Linked DNA regions of Homo sapiens: region 1 is linked to region 2. Evidence: chromatin loops called from intact Hi-C (ENCODE). Cell type or tissue: mammary epithelial cell. All regions are shown on one strand. Links, peaks and the distances in the headings refer to the core of each region. The heading gives the core; the rest is flanking DNA.

Evidence for each region. A loop is a pair of places that touch in the nucleus more often than their neighbours do. Peaks named below come from ENCODE experiments on the same cell type or tissue, not always from the same donor. Only the 100,000 strongest peaks of a DNase experiment are listed, where the experiment ranks them.
Region 1: a loop joins it to region 2, with 25 times the contacts of the local background. A loop is called at or near these places in 3 of 110 quality-filtered maps.

What each region holds. Positions count from the first base shown.
Region 1 is chr14:41,274,984-41,284,745 of GRCh38, forward strand. No RefSeq gene overlaps it. Among named protein-coding and RNA genes, the nearest start is that of LRFN5-DT, 310 kb to the right of the region's middle. In mammary epithelial cell, for the core only: a CTCF peak has its summit at 5,979; no DNase peak of the experiment used is centred there.
Region 2 is chr14:41,581,487-41,591,248 of GRCh38, forward strand. It overlaps LRFN5-DT (LRFN5 divergent transcript), which reads right to left. Exons shown (of 2, transcript XR_001750740.3): 1 at 9,204-9,762; 2 at 2,159-6,801. Among named protein-coding and RNA genes, the nearest start is that of LRFN5-DT, 7.0 kb to the right of the region's middle. In mammary epithelial cell, for the core only: no CTCF peak of the experiment used is centred there; no DNase peak of the experiment used is centred there; H3K27me3 peaks cover 147 bases.

The DNA of each region.
Region 1 (9,762 bases), core at 1,168-9,167, 310 kb before region 2:
GGTAACATTGTGATGGTGGTTCTTACGCAAGAAGCCAAATGACTCAGTTCCTAAACAGAGCTTGTGAGTTGAATTTGCATTGGCCATCAAGGAAAAATTGAAAGTTCAGGACATAAAGAAAATACAGGGGTCATCAATTATTACCACTAAAATTAATATAAATCTTCCTATTTCACTTCCATCTTCACAAAGTCAATATTTTCTCACTTTCAAAAGTAAAACCAGTAGATAATATACTTGTCAGATGAGGTAAAATCATAAAAATGACTGAAATAAAATCTAATTTAATATTTACATCAACATATCTTTCAGTCATGATTCCTGTCTGTCAGTATGAAACATGATATACAAATTGTTATACATGAAAACCTAAAGGGAATGATCTAAAAAAATATGCATACGTAATCTAACGTCTGGGGAGTTTTTTAATGGTAGTTTTTAAGGAGAGTCAATGACAATAGATTTTTATAAATACATATGACATGTGTACATTTTATAATTTCAGGTCACTTCCTCCTGCCACCTGATAACATCAAAGTTAAAGAAATCTTTTTGCTACATATGTAATTGAACAAAATGAATACAATATAAATAAAATATTAACATAATCAACAACTATCTGAAAAATAAAACTTAATGCTCAAATCCCACCAAACAAGATATATTCCCAAATGAAATATAAACAATTAGATTTTTATTTTAATTATATATTCCAAAAGCAAAAAAGCACTTAAGTTAATGCATTAACTTGACTGAGATTTAACTGTAAATGTATATGTTGGTCTAAGAATTAATGGGTTTTATATATTTATTCACAAATTCAGAAAGCTGTATAGTTTCACAATACTTAAAGATTAACATTTCAGTTTAATTGCATAGTACAAACTCATAAGTACTTAGCAATTTATTCATCAATAAAAATGGACAAATGGCACAGAATAGAAAACCCAGATATAAGAACTCACATCTACAACTATATGATCTTCAACAAACCTGACAAAAATAAGCAATGGGGAAATCATTTCCCATTTAAAATACGGTGTTAGGATAACTGGCTAGCCATATGCAGAAAATTGAAACTGGACTCCTTCTGTACACCATATACAAAAATTGACTGAAGATGGACTAAAGTCTCAAATGTAGAACCCAGAGCTATAAAAACCTTGGAAGACTACGTAGTCAATACCATTCAGGACATAGACATGGGCAAAGATTTCATGACGAAGATGCCAAAAGCAACTGTAACAAAAGCAAAAATGGACAGATGGGATCTAATTAAACTAAAGAGTTTTTGCACAGCAAAAGAAACTATCAACAGAGTAAACAGATAACCTGCAGAATGGGAGAAAAATGTTGCAAATTGTGCATCTGACAGAAGTCTAATATCCAGCATTTATAAAGAACTTAAACAGATTGACAAGATAAAAACAAACAACCCCATTAAAAAGTGAGCAAAGGACATGAACAGACACTTCTCAAAAGGAGACTTGCATGCATCCGACAATCATGAAAAAAAAAAAGCTCAACATCACTTATCATTAGAGAAATGCAAATCAAAACTACAGTGAAATATCAAATATCATCTCACACCAGTCCAAATGAGTATTATTGAAAAGTCAAAAAATGACGTGCTGGTGAGGTTGTGGAGAAAAAGTAAAGCTTATATACTGTTGGTGGGAGTGTAAATTACTTCAACCATTGCGGAAGACAGTGTGGCAATTCCTCAGAGACCTAAAGACAGAAATACCATTTGACCCAGCAATCCCGTTACTGGGTATATACCCAAAGGAATATAAATATTTGTATTATAAAGACTTATGCATGCATATGTTCATTGTAGCAGTATTTACAATAACAAAGATATGGAATCAATGTAAATGGCCAATGTAAATGGTACACTGGATAAAGAAAATGGGGCACATATACAACATGAAATACTATGCAGCCATAAGAAAGAATGAGGTCATATACTTTGCAAGGACGTGGATGGAGGTGGAGACCATTATCCTTAGCAAACTAATGCAGAAACAGAAAACCAAATACTGCATGTTCTCACTTATAAGTGGGAGTTAAATGTTTAGAACACATGGCTATATAGAGGGCAACAACACACACTGGGACCTATTGGATTGTTGAGGGAGATGATCAGGAAAAATAACTAATGTGTACTAGGCTTAATACTTGGGTGATGAAGTAATCTGTACAACAAACCCACATGATACATGTTTAATTGTGTAACAAACCTGTACATCCTGCACATGTACTTAAAATGAAAGTTAAAAAAAGAAGAAAAAAAATCACTTGATGAATTTTCTATCTTACCACTAAGCCACTAATATGCATGCCTAATTCAGATTCAATACATTTTATTATTAACCATAAAAAATAAAAATAGAAATAATCACTATGCTAAACTATGTGCCCAAATTTTTCCAGAAAGCAATTTATTTGTAATGACTATAAATATACATGTTCTATGCTCAAGGATGCCTTATTTTAAATAAAAAAGTACTTCTTTCTATGTTTTTCAGTTAAAAATAATCAGAAAGACCTATATGAGTTTGAATTATTCCAAATTTGGTTGGAATAAACAACTTGCAAAAGCTTCTGTAAATGTGTAGTCACAAGAGAGCCATCTGGCTCCATGTAATTATACCCATCTTTTATCCAATTCTGAATTTTAAATGTAAAAGCAGGCCCAGGAATATCATACAGATTTGTGATATACACTTGGGGATTGCTGATCCATAAACGAATTAACAGGTTTTATTCATATGGGTGTGTTCCATCTTCATTTATATTTCAAATCAGAAGAGAGTACAGATTCAGAGATTACTGAATGAATTGCTGCTAGTACGAATTTATTTCTGCTGAAGTATTTCAGAGTGACATAAAATAGAAATTAAGACACACATGGGTGTAAGACAAAAAGTAGAATCTGCCTCACTTTTTTTTTTCATGTAAGTACTTTGAATCAAGTTGATAGATGCCTCATGAATAGAAAATAAATTTGTGGCTATTTATTGTAAAAGATCACTGACTTCTGCAGGCCTGCTGCAAAGGATTGAATTTGTTACTGGCATATTATGACCAAATTTGCGTTAGTTTATATTTTTCCTAGATTATCTTTCTTCCTTTTTTAGAATAGTACTTTTCTGGAATAAAGCATTTTTTTTTAAAGTTATGTGATACATGGGCAGAATGTGCAGTTTTGTTGTACAGATATACACGTGCCATGGTGGTTTGCTGCACACATCAACCCATCACCTGCATTAGGTATTTCTCCTAATGCTATCCCTCTCCTAGTCCCCCACCCGCTGACAGGCCCCAGTGTGTGATGTTCCCCTCCCTGTGTCCATGTATTCTCATTGTTCAACTCCCACTTATGAGTAAAAACATGTGGTGTTTGGTTTTCTGTTCTTGTGACAGTTTGCTGAGAATGATCCATGCTTCATCCATGTCCCTGCAAAAGATATGATCTCATCCTTTTTTATGGCTGCATAGTATTCTATAATGTATATGTGCCACATTTTCTTTATCCAGCCTATCATTAATGGACGTTTGGATTGGTTCCAAGTCTTTGCTATTGTGAATAGTGCCGCAATAAACATACATGTGCATGTGCCTTTATAGTAGAATGATTTATAATCCTTTGGGTATATACCCAGTAATGGGATTGCTGGATCAAATGGTATTTCTAGTTCTAGATCCTTGAGGAATCGCCACACTGTCTTCCACAATGGTTGAACTAGTTTACACTCCTACCAACAGTGTAAAATCATTCCTATGTCTTCACGTCCTCTCCAGCATCTGTTGTTTCCTGACTTTTTAATGATCACTATTCTAACTGGCATCGGATGGTGTCTCATTGTGGTTTTGATTTGCACTTCTCTAACAAACAGTGATGATGAGCATTTTTTCATATGTTTGTTGGCTGCATAAATGTCTTCTTTTGAGAAGTGTGTATTCATATACTTTGCCCATTTTTTGATGGTGTTGTTTGTTTGTTGGTTTTCTTGTAAATGTGTTTAAGTTCTTTGTAGATTCTGGATATTAGCCCTTTGTCAGATAGATCGATTGCAAAAATTTTCTCCCATTCTGTAGTTTTCCTGTTCACTCTGATGATAGTTTCTTCTGCTGTGCAGTAGCTCTTTCGTTTAATTAGGTCCCATTTGTCATTTTGGCTTTTGTTGCCATTGCTTTTGGTGTTTTAGAAGTCTTTGCCCATGCGTATGTCCTGAATGGTATTGCTCAGGTTTTCTTCTAGGATTTTTATGGTTTTAGGTCTTACATTTAAGTCTTTAATCCATCTCGAGTTGATTTTTGTATAAGATGTAAGGAAGTGGTCCAGTTTCAGTTTTCTGCATATGGCTGGCCAGTTTTTCCAACACCATTTATTAAATAGGGAATCTTTTCCCCATGAATAGAAACTTTTAACAAAATTTTAACCCTAACACAATAGCATTACAACCATATACACTTTATTGTACAGATTACATATTCTATCTTTATATGGATGACATTGTCAATTGCTCTCTCTCCTGCCTCTACTTGTTACTTCAAATATTTTGTCCTCATAGGTTCTATTTTACAGTATGAATTCTAGTTTGATGCCTTATTCATGTGTTATTAATTGTATAGCCAGTTCATATTATAGTAATTATAGCAATTAATTGTATAGCCAGATCTGAGTGTTAAGGCACTCAGTGTATGAGTAACTTGACCAAATAAAAGTATTTCCAGGATTGTATTATCTTCATTTATTTTCTTAGTAGTTCCATAGTTAAAATTTATACTAATCCATTTACCATAGACATATCCTAAATGGATAATTTAAAATATATACAAAGCTATGTGAATGGATACATTCGTGTATGATATCACCTGTTTATATAAGTATATATTATATTAATAAATTAAAACTAACTTACACGTCCAATAATTCCTGAAGCTTTGAGTAGCAAAGACCCATTCAAATTACGATGACATTTTATATATATATATAGGCATTTAAAAGATTCTTGGTAAAAAGCACATGAAATATATGCATGGAATGTCCTAATTCTTCTGTATGTTTTAACAAATTCAGATGTGTGTTATTTTGTGTCCATGAACACATGTATACACACATATATATGCAGAACACAATATGTGGAAAATGGGAAACAAAGCAAAAGTATTTTCAAACAGCAAATTACAAAAAATGAAATACACAACTCAAATACTTTAAAATTTTAATATGAATTAACAATTAGCTTAAAAAGGTCAAAAAAATTTTTTCCCAAATAATTAATTTTGTTCTTTTTAAAAAGTGAAAGCAAGTTTAATAGAGAAGTAAGGAAACAAAAGAATGACTACCACATAGACAAAGCAGCCCAAATAATTTTCAACAATAAAACATTGCTCTTCAAAGCAGTAGTGGAATTTTATTATTATGCCAAAATAGTATGGAGTGAGAGGCATGCATAGATGAAGACAGAAAGAGAAGAAGGAAGGTGAGGAAAAATGGGGGAGAGAGAAAAGTAGAAGTAGAAACAGAGTGGCAGAGAAATAAAAAATCATTACTAGGAAAAAAGAAAATACGTGATCTATTTTCCCTCCCAGAAAACACATTATGAGAAAAGCAGTTGAGCGTATTGATGTGGGTTCTTACCTAGCAACTTTATGGAGCCTAATACATACTTTTTATTTCTTTGCAAAACTTTTCTTTATAATTGACATGTAAAATTTACTTGTTTATGGGGTACAGTGTGATGTTCCAATGCATGTATACATTATTGTATAATGATCAAATTAGGGTAGTTAGCATGTCCATCACCACAAACCTTTATCATTTGCTTGTGGTGGTAACTTTCAAGATCCTCTTCTCTAGCCATCTTGAAACATACAATACATTGTTATTAGCTATAGTCACCCTACTATGTAATAGTATATAAAGTGTGTAATAGAATACCAGAACTTGGAGTCTGTATTATCCTAAGGAAACTGTAGGAGGCAGCAAAGTCCTTTTTGTAGCTGGGACGCATAAGAAAATTCATTAGAGAGTCCATTGAGTGGTACTTCTGAGATTTCCCAATGCAGAACATCCCATTTGTTTCCAGCTTCAGTCCATTCAAAATAAGAAAGGAAGATTACTAACCTTTATGCTGAGAGTCATTCTGCAGAACCCATCCAGTTTCTTCATGGGCCTGGCTGATGAATTTTAAGGACATAGAAGACGAATCTCAATCTCTACGTCCTTTAGCTTATTCATGGTGACAGTAATCTCTGCCATCCACCCACAGGAAGAAATATTAGTTTTAGCTTACTATTTTGGCTAAGGGAGGAGGCAAGCAGTGTCAGAGGTGGTGGCTATCATGGAATAATCAACTTTAGTGACCAAAAATACTAACATTATGGTCAGAGGTCTGACCAGATGCAATCGGAGGAAACATAGATGCCCCTATGGATGGAGTGCCAACAGGCAGTCTCCAGATGGGAAGAATGTACATCAAATTGTAAGAAGATCACATAGCATAGGAGATACTGGTTTGGCCATCATAGAAGACATGTACAGTCTGCTACAGTAAATTTAAAAACAAAAAACAAAAAACTGAAGAGACCAGGCAAGCACTCTGTAGAGATTTTGCTTTATTTTTTCTAAGAGTAGTAAATACCATTCACATTTTTAAGACAAAATTTGGAAGAAAGAGGCCAAATTTGAGGAGTCAAGAGAATTCAGCATTATCATTTCAAAGGGTGCTACAAGAGATTGTCATGGTGAGGGTTGATGGTAGCTTTGGTCTAGGGGAATAATGGTAGAAATGAAACCCATTGGATTAGACATATATTTAGGAAATAAAACAAAATTTACAAACAGGTTGGATACAGTAGGTACAGGGGACTTAGATATTGTTGATAACCCCTAAGTTTCTGGCAGTACAGAAAAATGAGTGGTGCTGTTGTTTAGATGAGGAGTATGTTTAGATGAGAATTCCTAAGTTTTATTTGCAGATTTATAAGTATGAGGTGTCTTGTAACACTCCACCAGAGGACTAGGTATATTATATTAGTAGAAAGGATAAGACTAGAGATTTAAATAGTTTAAGCAGCTGGGAGTATTTGAAACTTTGGTAAGATTATATCTCTTAGGGAGAGATTACAAAATGAAAAGAGGAGGTCTTCTAGGGTAGAACCTTGACTTTTTTATATTATGTAGTTATCTGTAGATTACTACAAATCTACAAAGAGGCTGATAATGAGAGTGTAAACAGGCAGAAAGGGTTTGTTTATTTTTCCACAGAAGCCTCCTGACTCATATTAATGTTAATATTATATTAACTATAATGTAACTACTTAAATGAACCAATACAATTTAGGAAACTTTCTCTGTAATACAAGTATTTTGCAATAGGTAAATGTATGCTCGTAGGTAGTATATTAGGAAGGTAATCTTAAAAATATGTTTTAATTCAAAAGTATGAACTATGAAGTTTGGACTGTTTTTTCACAAATTTAACTATGATGATAACTTTTCTGAAAGGCACTGAGATTTTTTGTTTATTGGGACAAAATTATGTTCTTGTTTAATATTATAATAAGACATTATTAAAGGTGTAGGTTTGCTCAATTGCCTAAATTTTATTTTAGACTTTTGCCTGACTGTACGTCATTGTTTCATCAACTACAATTACTGAGATCTCTTTATAACCAGGCAATCAACATCAAATGAAGAGTAAATGCAATTTTTAAATTACTATGACTAGTTCTACAGCCTCATGGATAGTTTAAATGCATATTTTAAATTACTCCTTAATGAAATATGAATTATTATTATTAATTTAAAGCTAGGCTAGATGAATAAATGTTTAAAAGATAGAGACATGTAAAGGAGAAATATATACTTGAGAGATGAGAGAGAAACACACATACACACACTGGGGGCAAAGGAAGAGAAACAGAGAAAATACTAGAAATGGATTCACATTTTTGTTAATTTAGTGCCGAGATATTTTGTGTGATTATCAATAGGAAAATGAAATAGTTGAGATCTTAAATTATTGTCAGCATATTTTGGAGCTTGTAAGAATGGATAATGCTTATTAATTCTAATATGTTTGTGAATGGTGTTATGGAAAGGAAACAAAACTGGGAGTCAGTAGGCTTATTTTCTGCTCCTGATTGAGTTATTGACTGTATTTATTGCCAGTAATTGTTTTATGAATATCAGATCCATAGAACAACCACCTAAAAAGAGCTTACCAATCATTTCAGGATTTAAATTTTGTCTAACTTACTTTTTTCCATCATTATCTTATATTCTAAGCTAGAGTTATTGTGAAATTTTGATTGCTTGAACATTTGTAACGTATTGCAAGATTTTATGCTTTCCTGATAAACACTGTGCTTTATGAGAGTAAGGAGTTTCTTTATGCTGATTAACATTCTTTAGCCAGAACCTAACAAACTTATCACATAAATGGCACTGCACAGTTATAAAAGATTTGATGAGTATTTATGACTTTTTACATTCTCACATCTGGAACTTTCAAAAATCCTGCGATGATTTTCTTGTACCATCTTCCTTTCCTCTGGCCACTTCCCTCCCTTTTTCATCTGCTAAATTAATGTGTATTCTTTTTTCACAATTAGTTTTTATTTATGTATAATAATATATTTCTGGAACTTTAACATTAACATGTTCAACTTTGTTGTGATGTTGCCAAGTTGTTCACACCTTACTACTTTAATTTTTCCTTATATATAAATTTCCAATTCTTTCTCTCTCGAATTATTATTTGGAGTGACTCTTCTCCCTACGCTTTTGTCAAAAATCTGGCTCCCGAATGATTAGTAACATAACTTACTGATAAGATCAAGCCGAATGAACATTATCTCACAAAACTTTGGCAGTGTCTCAGAAAATAAAAGGTAAAGTCAGATGTATTAAAAATTGTAAATTTGATTACTAGAAGGCCTTTCAATAAAAGGTCTTGATTAGATTGGAGGAAGCAGCAATGTGAGGCTTTTGCGGCAGATACAAGTGTGTAAGATTCAGTGTCTTTTTTTATTCTCTGAGCCTTGGCTTTGTGTATTTTGTAATTTTCAGGATTTAGGGTTGCAAGAGTTGAGTATCAGATAAAACTAGTTTAGAGAAAATAATATTTTTTACTATTATAACTAAAACTCCAGGGCCAGAGATGGTTTAAAGTACAACTGATTCCATCTTTCCATAATACTGCCCAGATCGAACCTCTTTGTTATTATTTTTCTCACCGCTTTCTTCTGTGTTGCCTGCTATTCTGGACAGATCTCTTAGTATTAATAACTATGGCAGATCCAGCTTAGTATTCTTTCTGTTTCTGGCACAAAGAAAAAGTGAACGTTCCTTTCATTTTGAGGTCAAAACCATCTAAAAAGTGTGCCTTATTGGCTTCGCTTGGTTTACACTTCTGAACTAATCGCTGACAAGAGGATAGAATCTTCTGATAGGCCAGGTATAGTTTACATGTTTATTCCTGAAATTGAAGAAATAAGTGTTTACTTTTGCATCATGTAGACAGAAAACTGAAGGAGTCGTGTCCCTCAACAAAGTAAGATGTTGTTTCCAAAATAAAAGAATTGGACACATTGTAAGCAAAAACAATTTCCAGTTCTAACAATGAAAACTAACAATCAATTACTTTCTTTTTGGGTGCTTACACAATAATCTCTACTTGTACTATCATATTATATTTTAATTGCCTCACTAAGAGCTAAATGACCCAAACTAAACTTGGTCAT
Region 2 (9,762 bases), core at 951-8,950:
TTGAACTATATATATCCAAGTTATCTCTTATGTTATTTTCCTTCAAAAAATAATAGCTAATGTTAATTGAACACTTAGTATGCACCAAACACTATTCTAGGCCCTTTGCCTGTGTCAGCTTATTTAATATTCACACTGACCTGTTAAATAGGTTTTATTATTACTGTTTCTTATAGTAGAAGAACCTGAGATAGACAGGGATTAAATAACCTGCTGCAGAATTTGAACTCAAACTATCTAATGACAAACAAAGCCTGCAATGTTAACCTATATGATATTGTTAGCCATGAAACAATTATCAATGAAAGAAATTTATTTAGGATGAAAGATGGCTAGTGTCTTTCCTAGTATACAAAAGATAGACATATATGTAGCAACACGTGTCTATCTTTTGTATACTAGGAAAGATACTATGTCTTTATACTAGTGAATATATAGATATTTGCTTAGAATAATTTAATTTAGTGGATGTCAGAGTTTCTCTAATGATTAAAGTTCTATTCGCCATAATATAGTAACTTCGGATGAGGTTTGGAAGTAGACGTTTGTCAAACATATCTGGTGGCTGGTTAATTTAAACACATTCTTGTGGCTGTTAGAGGCTTAAGTCTGAATTTTTTAAGTTGTTTCCTTAGTGATTCAACAAAATGCAGTGTAATCTAAATAAACAAAAGGCAATGTTTTATTAAAGACATTCAAACAAAATATTAGTATTGTTTTTTATATTTTTATGAAAGAATGAAAATATGAAAATTATTGTTCATTCAGATATATAATAAAATAATATTTATGGTTGGGAGAGAGACCTTCAGGACTAAAGCAATAATTTATAAATTTAGGATGAATTTATACTTTTTCTTTTTTTATTTTAAATATTTGCAGATTTTCTTTTATTTTAATTATACTTTAAGTTTTAGGGTACATGTGCATAACTTGCAGGTTAGCTACATATGTATACATGTGCCATGTTGGTGTGCTGCACCCATTAACTCGTCATTTAACCTTACGTATATCTCCTAATTCTATCCCTACCCCCTCCCCCAACTCCACAACAGGCACCTGTGTGTGATGTTCCCCTTCCTGTGTCCATGTGTTCTCATTGTTCAATTCCCACCTATGAGTGAGAACATGCAGTGTTTGGTTTTTTGTCCTTGCGATAGTTTGCTGAGAATGGTGGTTTCCAGCTTCATCCATGTCCCTACAAAGGACATGAACTCATCCATTTTATGGCTGCATAGTATTACATGGTGTACATGTGCCACATTTTCTTAAACCAGTCTATCATTTGTTGGACATTGTTGGACATTTGTGTATATGTGCCACAATAAACATACATGTGCATGTGTCTTTATAGCAGCATGTTTTATAATCCTTTTAGTATATACCCAGTAATGGGATGGCTGGGTCAAATAGTATTTCTAGTTCTAGATCCCTGAGGAATCACCACACTGACTTCCACAATGGTTGAACTAGTTTACAGTCCCACCAACAGTGTAAAAGTGTTCCTATTTCTCCACATCCTCTCCAGCACCTGTTGTTTCCTGACTTTTTAATGATCACCATTCTAACTGGTGTGAGATGGTATCTCATTGTGGTTTTGATTTGCATTTCTCTGATGGCCAGTGATGATGTGCGTTTTTTCATATGTCTGTTGACTGCATAAATGTCTTCTTTTGAGAAGTGTCTGTTCATATCCTTTGCCCACTTTTTGATGGGGTTGTTTGATTTTTTCTTGTAAATTTGTTTGAGTTAATTGTAGATTCTGGATATTAGCCCTTTGTCAGATGAATAGATTGCAAAAATGTTCTCCCATTCTGTAGGTTGCCTGTTCACTCTGATGGTAGTTTCTTTTGCTGTGCAGAAGCTCTTTACTTTAATTAGATCCCATTTGTCAGTTTTGGCTTTTGTTGCCATTGCTTTTGGTGTTTTAGACATGAAGTCCTTGCCCATGCCTATGTCCTGAATGGTATTGCCTAGGTTTCTTCTAGGGTTTTTATGGTTTTAGGTCTAATGTTTAAGTCTTTAATCCATCTTGAATTAATTTTTGTATAAGGTGTAAGGAAGGGATCCAGTCTCAGCTTTCTACATATGGCTAGCCAGTTTTCCCAGCACTGAAGAAAAACAATAATAACAACAACAACAAAAAGTGAAAACCATATACCTATATATAGCTTTTATTAATATTAAATTTTGTTTAAGTATACTTTAACGGTACACACTTATTGTATGTCAGATACTCTTCTACGTGTTCAAAAATATAACCTTACTCATCTTTATACCCACTGTGCGGTGGCTATTGTAATCTGCATACTACAGATGAAGTAACTCAGAGAAATTAAACTACTTTCCCAAAGTCATACCACTGAGATGTGGCAGACACTGGAAGTAAAATATCGGTTCTAATTTCCAAGCTTATGATCCTAACCACTATTCTGTCTTGTGTATCTTAGGCTTTTACAACTGTCATCATTTCTCTCTCTTTCACACACATGAGACACTGAGTTACCACTCAACAACTCTAATCACACAATCGATAATAGAATATAATAAAATTTCCATTACTTTCATTTATAGCGTTCAAGTCTTACAAAACCCACAAGTTCAGATATGCTTTGAAGTTTTTGCAGTTGTACGAAAGCTACATTAAATACATATTAGACCCATGCGTTACAGAATAGCGTAAGATTTGTAAGAAATAATTTTGTCGAATACTAATTAACTCTAGGTAGTTTTTAATGCCTGTAATGTATAAAAACAAAGTACAACCATAGTAACGCTAATAATTTTTAGTGGTGATTTTTATTCCAGCTCTTTTAAGTTAGAGATCAAATTATGTGCTGAGTGAAATTTTAAAAATCATCTAGTCTATGTTACTGATAAGGAAACTATAGCTCGGAGATATTATGTGACCTCTCCAAAGACACACAGCCAATTGGCAGCGGAGTTGGAATAATCTCAACATCCCTGAATGCCAGATCAGTTTCTCTTCACTATTTATATGCACAGTTATACAGCTTCTCTGCATGGTTTATATGAATTAACTTACTAATAATATTTTAAATAACAACTGTTAGTAAAAACAGGCACAATCCAAGTCTCTAAATATGTATAACATTTTATTAAAGGGTCAGATAATCCAGGGGCATTATTATAAGGCTGACTTTATATGCAGTTAATGGAAAGGTTGTATTACTCTATAGTGTCTCTTTCTTCCTCTACATATATATAGTTAGATGTATAAGATATATCATATATATGAGAGAGACATATATATAAAGAGAGAGAGAGAGAGAGAGACAGAGTTAAAGTGATGATCCTGCAAGTAAGTTTGCATTACTTATTTAGTTGTACTCCTAAAATCAGCACATACATTTATACATTTCATGGTGTATATTCAGATGTTTTATTACTAAAATTAATTTCAGTAGCTTTCTTAACATTAATCTGTAATAAAGTTTTAAAGTCGTGGTTAACAATGAGAAAACACATTTACTTTCAAATACAGTTTGATAAATGTAATTTTAGAAAACGCTGAGGTGATGAATGTGTTCATTGACTTGATTGTGGTAATTATTTCACAATGTATATATACGTCAAACCATCACATTGTACATTGTGAATATATGCAGTTTTATAAATTCTACCACAAGAAAACTGGTGAAAGGAACACATACATGCTCAGACACATTACACTGTTTTGCTTGGCCATAAATAGGGTGTATACAAATTTGCTTCCAACATCATATGTAATTACCTTTCCATGTTAGATTCCTAGTAGATACTCAGATATTTCAGATAAAATATCAAGAAAAATCACTGATGCTGCCTTGCAAACACCTATCATCAGATATTTGTTCCCTATGTATTCAAGGTTAGAACATTTTAAAATGTAAATAAATTATACATAAACGTAGACATGATGATTAGCCACTTACTGTAACTATAAGAGACAAAGAACTAACATTTCTATAACATTTCATACCAAGTTATTCCTATACACATTTTCTTCAAGAATTTTAAGTTATATAGGCAGATGTCATTTATTTTCCCCATATTTTTGAATAAATATAAAAGAATTGTCATTCATAAAGCATCATGATTACTGGTGATTAACTGGATAAATTAAAAATAACTTATGTGTGTCAATTTTTTAAACTATAGAACAGGGATACAAATGTTCACTTTTCCTACTTCCAAGTGTTTCTACAAATACCAAGATAAGGCAGGAGATAACTAATTGCATACTATAAAGAGTTTTTCTTCCTTATCTCCTTTCCCATATATACAGCATGAGGTAATTACTAAAGTTCTTTCTGTAATAAAAAATTGTATTGCATAAGTGTAAGATAATTATTGACTGCTTATGCGTAGGTTTTCAACCTGGTTTAGAATTTCTCTAGGTTATAATTTATGTGGTGTTAATATTTTTGTCTCTCTCAACATTCATCCTGTAGGATTAAAAAAAAATCTGCTTCTGTTTTTCCAACTTGGATTTACTCAAGTTTAAGTGTGACATACTTTATTCTTCTTCTTGCTTATCTTTAAGAGGAATCAAGAGACTTGTTGGATCTATCAGTGTTTTCAGGGAAGACATAACTAAATAACAACAGAACATATATTTTTATACACATACACACACACACACACACACACACACACACATATTTTTACACTGTTCAGATAAACAACTTCTCTTCTGTAAAGCCTAGGAAGTCTTAGCCCAAAAGCAGAATGTTAAACAATATATACTGATGTTAAAGAAATAATGGATACTTCACCTTATACATATTCCTAGTAAACCAAGATTTTATAGTTGTAGTAATTGAAGCACTTTTAAAATCACAATTTCATTAGATTATAACCCAGCTAAAATATCATTTACAAAGGTTTGGGTCATCATTTTTACTACAAATGATTTTAATCAAAAGAAAATGCTTAGAGGAATGGAACTGACCAGTATTTTTTATAATGCAACAGCTCCCCCATCTTACAGACAAAAGAATATAAACTAGAATTCTTTTTTGATATATAATATTAACAAGGCCTATATCATATAAAGTTAATTAAATTGTATTTTCTTAAGTTCTGTTGGACTTGATATATTTTCTTTTCTCCTGTAAAAAGACAAATCTTATCATGGATATATATTCCAGAAGTATCTGTTATATCTACATAATCTTCTGAGAAGGTAAGAATTCATACAGAACACTGAAAATGATAGCACAGTCGCTAAGATATTTAAAATTCATGTTGTAAGGATGAATAAATGCAGTATCCTGGATATTCTAAGTTTTTTTTAGCATGTTCTGAGAAAATACTTTTTCCACTTATCTCTTTGTGTGCTTTAAACTGATGTGTTTCTATTTGCAGTCTTTTTAAACATTTTCTTATATTTTGGTCATTTAATAAAGTATTTAGAGATTTCTCTTCAAAATTAGTTTGACTCGATATTTGAGCAAATATTTATTCTCCATTTTTAGTCTTGCAAAAAGCTAAAGAAAATGCTTAAGCAATTTACCTCAGATCTCCTTTATAATGATTACATAAATAATCCAATTAAAAATCCTAAAAGTTATTTACTTAAGACAACTCAGGTGAAAGGATTATTTTTTGACATTCTAGAAATTGTATCTGCATATTTATAAACTAATATTTCTGAGATGACTTTTCCATAATATACAAATTAAAATTCTCACTCTTAAAAGTTCCATTGGGCTCTATATACTACAGAGTTTTTCTGTATTTCATTAGTATAAAACAAACACAAATGATATGAGAGCCAGGAAAAAAATGCCTACCACATATAATAGTATAATGAATAAATTAAGAGAGAATTACAGATTTTTTTAAATTTTACTATGTAGGTATTTAGCCTACTGAAAGTAAAGCAAATTTTTTTGAAAATTCATATTTTAACATTAAGTCCACATTAACATGATTCCATTTCGGAAAAACCCCCACCTTACCCCGACACCATCTCCACCAAGATTTCTTGAGAGCATTTGGCAGAGAATATATTGGTCAAAGTTCTTGAATATTTAATAGATACATATGAGGACACTTTTAGAATGCCGTAGCCAGTGGTATACTGGGACCAGCGTGTTGGCTAGCTGAAACCAGTTATGCACATTTCTTCCCAAATCTGTATTCACTGATGTGATTTTCACCAAATCCATGCCAACATCTATTGTTTTCTGACTTTTTAATTGTGGACATTCTTGCGGGAGTAAGGTGGAATCTCACTGTGGTTTTAATTTGCATTTCCCTGGTGACTAGCGATGCTGTATTTTTTTTTATGTTTATTGGCTGTTTGTATATCTTCTTTTGACAATTGTCTATTCATGTCCTTTGCACACTTTTTAATGGGATATTTGAATTCATTTATTTGTTTGAGTTCCTTGTAAATTCTGGATACTAGTCCTTTGTCAGATGCATAGTTGGTGAATATTTTCTTCCATTCTGTGGGTTTTCTGTTTATTCTTCTGATTATTTATTTGGTGTGCAAAATCTTTTCAGTTTAATTGAGTCCCATTTATTTATTTTTGTTTTTGTTGCATTTTCTTTTGGTGTCTTAGTCATGAATTCTTTGCGTAAGCCAACATTTAGAAGAGTTTTTCTGGTGTTATCTTCTAGAATTTTCAAGGTTTCAGGTTTTATATTTAAGTCTTTGATGCATCTTGAGTCGATTTTTGTATTAGGTGAGAGCTGGGGATCCAGTTTCATTCTTCTACATGTGGCTTACCACTTTTTCCAGCACAATTTACTGAATACAGTATCCTTTCCCCAATATATGTTTCTTTGCTGCAAAAGAAAAGATACTTAGACATATACTTAACCAAGGGTGTGAAAGATCTCTACAAGAAAAATTACCAAAAAAAAAACAAACAAAAAAAAACTGCTGAAAGATATCACAGATAATACAAACAAATGGAAACACATCCCAAGATCATGGATGGAAAGAACTGATATTGTGAAAATGACCATACTGTCCAAAGCAATCTACAGATTCAATGCAATTCTGAACAGAATACCATCATCTTTCTTCACAGAACCAAAAAATAAAAAACCAAAAACCTCCTAAAATTCATATGGAACAAAAAATGAGCATGAATAGCCAAAGCAATACTAAGCAAAAAGAACAAATTTAGAGGCATCACATTACCAATTGTGCTACAAGGCCATAGTAACCAAAACAGCATGGTACTGGTATAAAAATAGGAAAGTAAACCAATGGAACATAATAGAGAACCCAGAAATAAAGCCAAATACTTACAACCAACTGATCTTCGACAAAGCATACAAAAATATAAGATGTGCTTTACAATTCAAAAAAATGAAAATTGTTTAATATTTAAATGAAAGTAATATAAATTTGGAATATCTGTTTTTCATCAGTTGGTCCTTTTACTATTTATTGTAGGTAAGTTCTAGCCTTAAAAATAGTGGTTCTCAAAATATAAGAAGCACAGAATCACCTGGAAGGCTTGTTAAAACAGATTCCTGAGTTTCTAGTCCAGTAGATCTTGGGTAGACCTGAGAATCTGCACTTCTAAAAATATGGCATTCTAAGGACCACACTTTGTGAACTGCTGCTCTAAAAGTGCAAGTGTTCTAAGTATTGATTTTATCAATGGTAACCACACCGACACTGACAAATCACCCAAATCTTTGACACATGAATGCTAGTTAGTAAACCTCAGTACTTTTAAGAAGTATAATTGAAATCTTATTGAGGTTATTATCCTCAACTAGTTGACCCGCATAATGGAAAACACGAAGAGCTCAGATTGTATTAAAAATAATTTGGATATCTTCTGATATTCAGCAAGTCAAACAACTATTCTGAAGTTGCTATTTCCTATATTATAAAATAATACTCACATAATGTTAATATTTATCCATAAAGTATTTGTCCTTGGAATCAAAGTGTTTGTACTGTTAGAAGAAAGACCTATACCTATCCAAAGTCTACTAAAAATTCTGATAATTGGTGAGGGGAAACCACAGTGTGCTTGAACTGTTTTGTTTTATTTTGTTAGTTTCTAAATTGAATTTTTATTGTGTTTTATCATTTATTTAGTTTTCAAAAATAGTTGTCAACCACTCATTTGCTTACAGATTTTTCTTACGTGGCTTGTTATAATAATACATCTATCACAGGACCTTTGTTTCTCAAAATTAAGACATTTAAAAATTTCACCACATTCCATCATCCTAAATTTAATTTAAAATATCAGTAAGAAAAGTCATACAAAAATAAATGGAAATATTTATGAAAGAGCTTGGACAAGACAATATGTAGCAGCTTCTGTTATTCTTTTAGAAAGAAGTGTTCCTTCTTCTGCTTAGAGTTAATCTCTACTAGATAGGATACCCTACAAACTCCTTAGGTATCTTGCTTCAGCAATTTATTTACTTTTGTCTTACTTCCTTTGTGTTACCATAAGAAAATACCATAAACTGAGTGGCTCATAAACGACGTACTACTATTGATTTCTCACAGTTCTTGAGGCTGGGAAGCCCAAGATCAAGGTCCTAGCAGACGCATTGTTTGGTGAAGGTTGTTTTTTTCATAGATAGAGACCTGATTGTGTTCTCATATGACAGAAAGGACAAAGAAATTTTTTTCGTATTTGAGGCCTCTTTTATAAGGACACAAGTCCCATTCATGAGGACTCTGCCCTCATAACCTAATCACCTCCCAAAGGCCTTAGCTTTTAATATCATGGACTATGAATTGGATGTGATTTGTCTGCACCAAAACTAATGCTGAAATTTAATTGCCAAAGAAACAATATTGGAAGATGGGACCTAGTGGGAGCTGTTTGGGTCAGGGCAGTGAATCCCTCATGAATAGATTAATACTATCACATGGGAGTCATATTTTATTCTTGAGAAACTAGATTAGTTACTTTGAGAGGAGGTTGTTATAAATCAAGGTTCCTCTTCATGTTTGGTCTGTTTATACACATCCACTAACCTTTCCACTTTTGCACCTTGTCTTGATGCTGCACATTGCCCTTACAGAAGCAAATATAACAATTTTTTTGTTATAAACAAAATATAAGCAAAAATAACAGAAGCAGCTATATATAATTATATATTTATATATATATATAATTATATATTTTTATATATATATATATATATATATAATTATAAACTTTAAAATCCAATATTTCCCCCTCAATTCATAGTCATACCCTTTTATTTGCTGCTGAAACTACTTTGATTTTCCTTTAGGAAGTCTTTTTTTTTTTTCATTCATCCTTAGCCATACCTCCATCTTCCATATTGCTGCAGGATTATTCCTTCTAAAATAGAAACCTATATTTATTATTCTGCATGAAACCATTTACTAGCTCCCTGCTGATTATCAGATGAGGTAAAACTCCTTGGTAAAGTATGCAAATCACTCTACGTCTAGAACCAGGCCTCAAAATGATAAGAACCATAAATAAATAAAAACCCACAGCCAATATCATATGACAATAAATGGGCAAAAGCTTGAAGCATTCTTCTTGAAAACTGGAACAAGACAAGAATGCCCTCTCTCACCATCCCTATTCAACATAGTATTGAGGAAATACCACATTTTCTTTATCCAGCCTATCAGCTAAATAATAAGAACATATGGACACACAGAGGGGAACAACACACACTAGGGCCTTTTGGAGGGTAGAAAGTGGGAGGAGGATCAGTATCAGAGGATCAGGAAAAATAACTAAGGAGTACCAAGCTTAATACTTGGGTGATGAAATA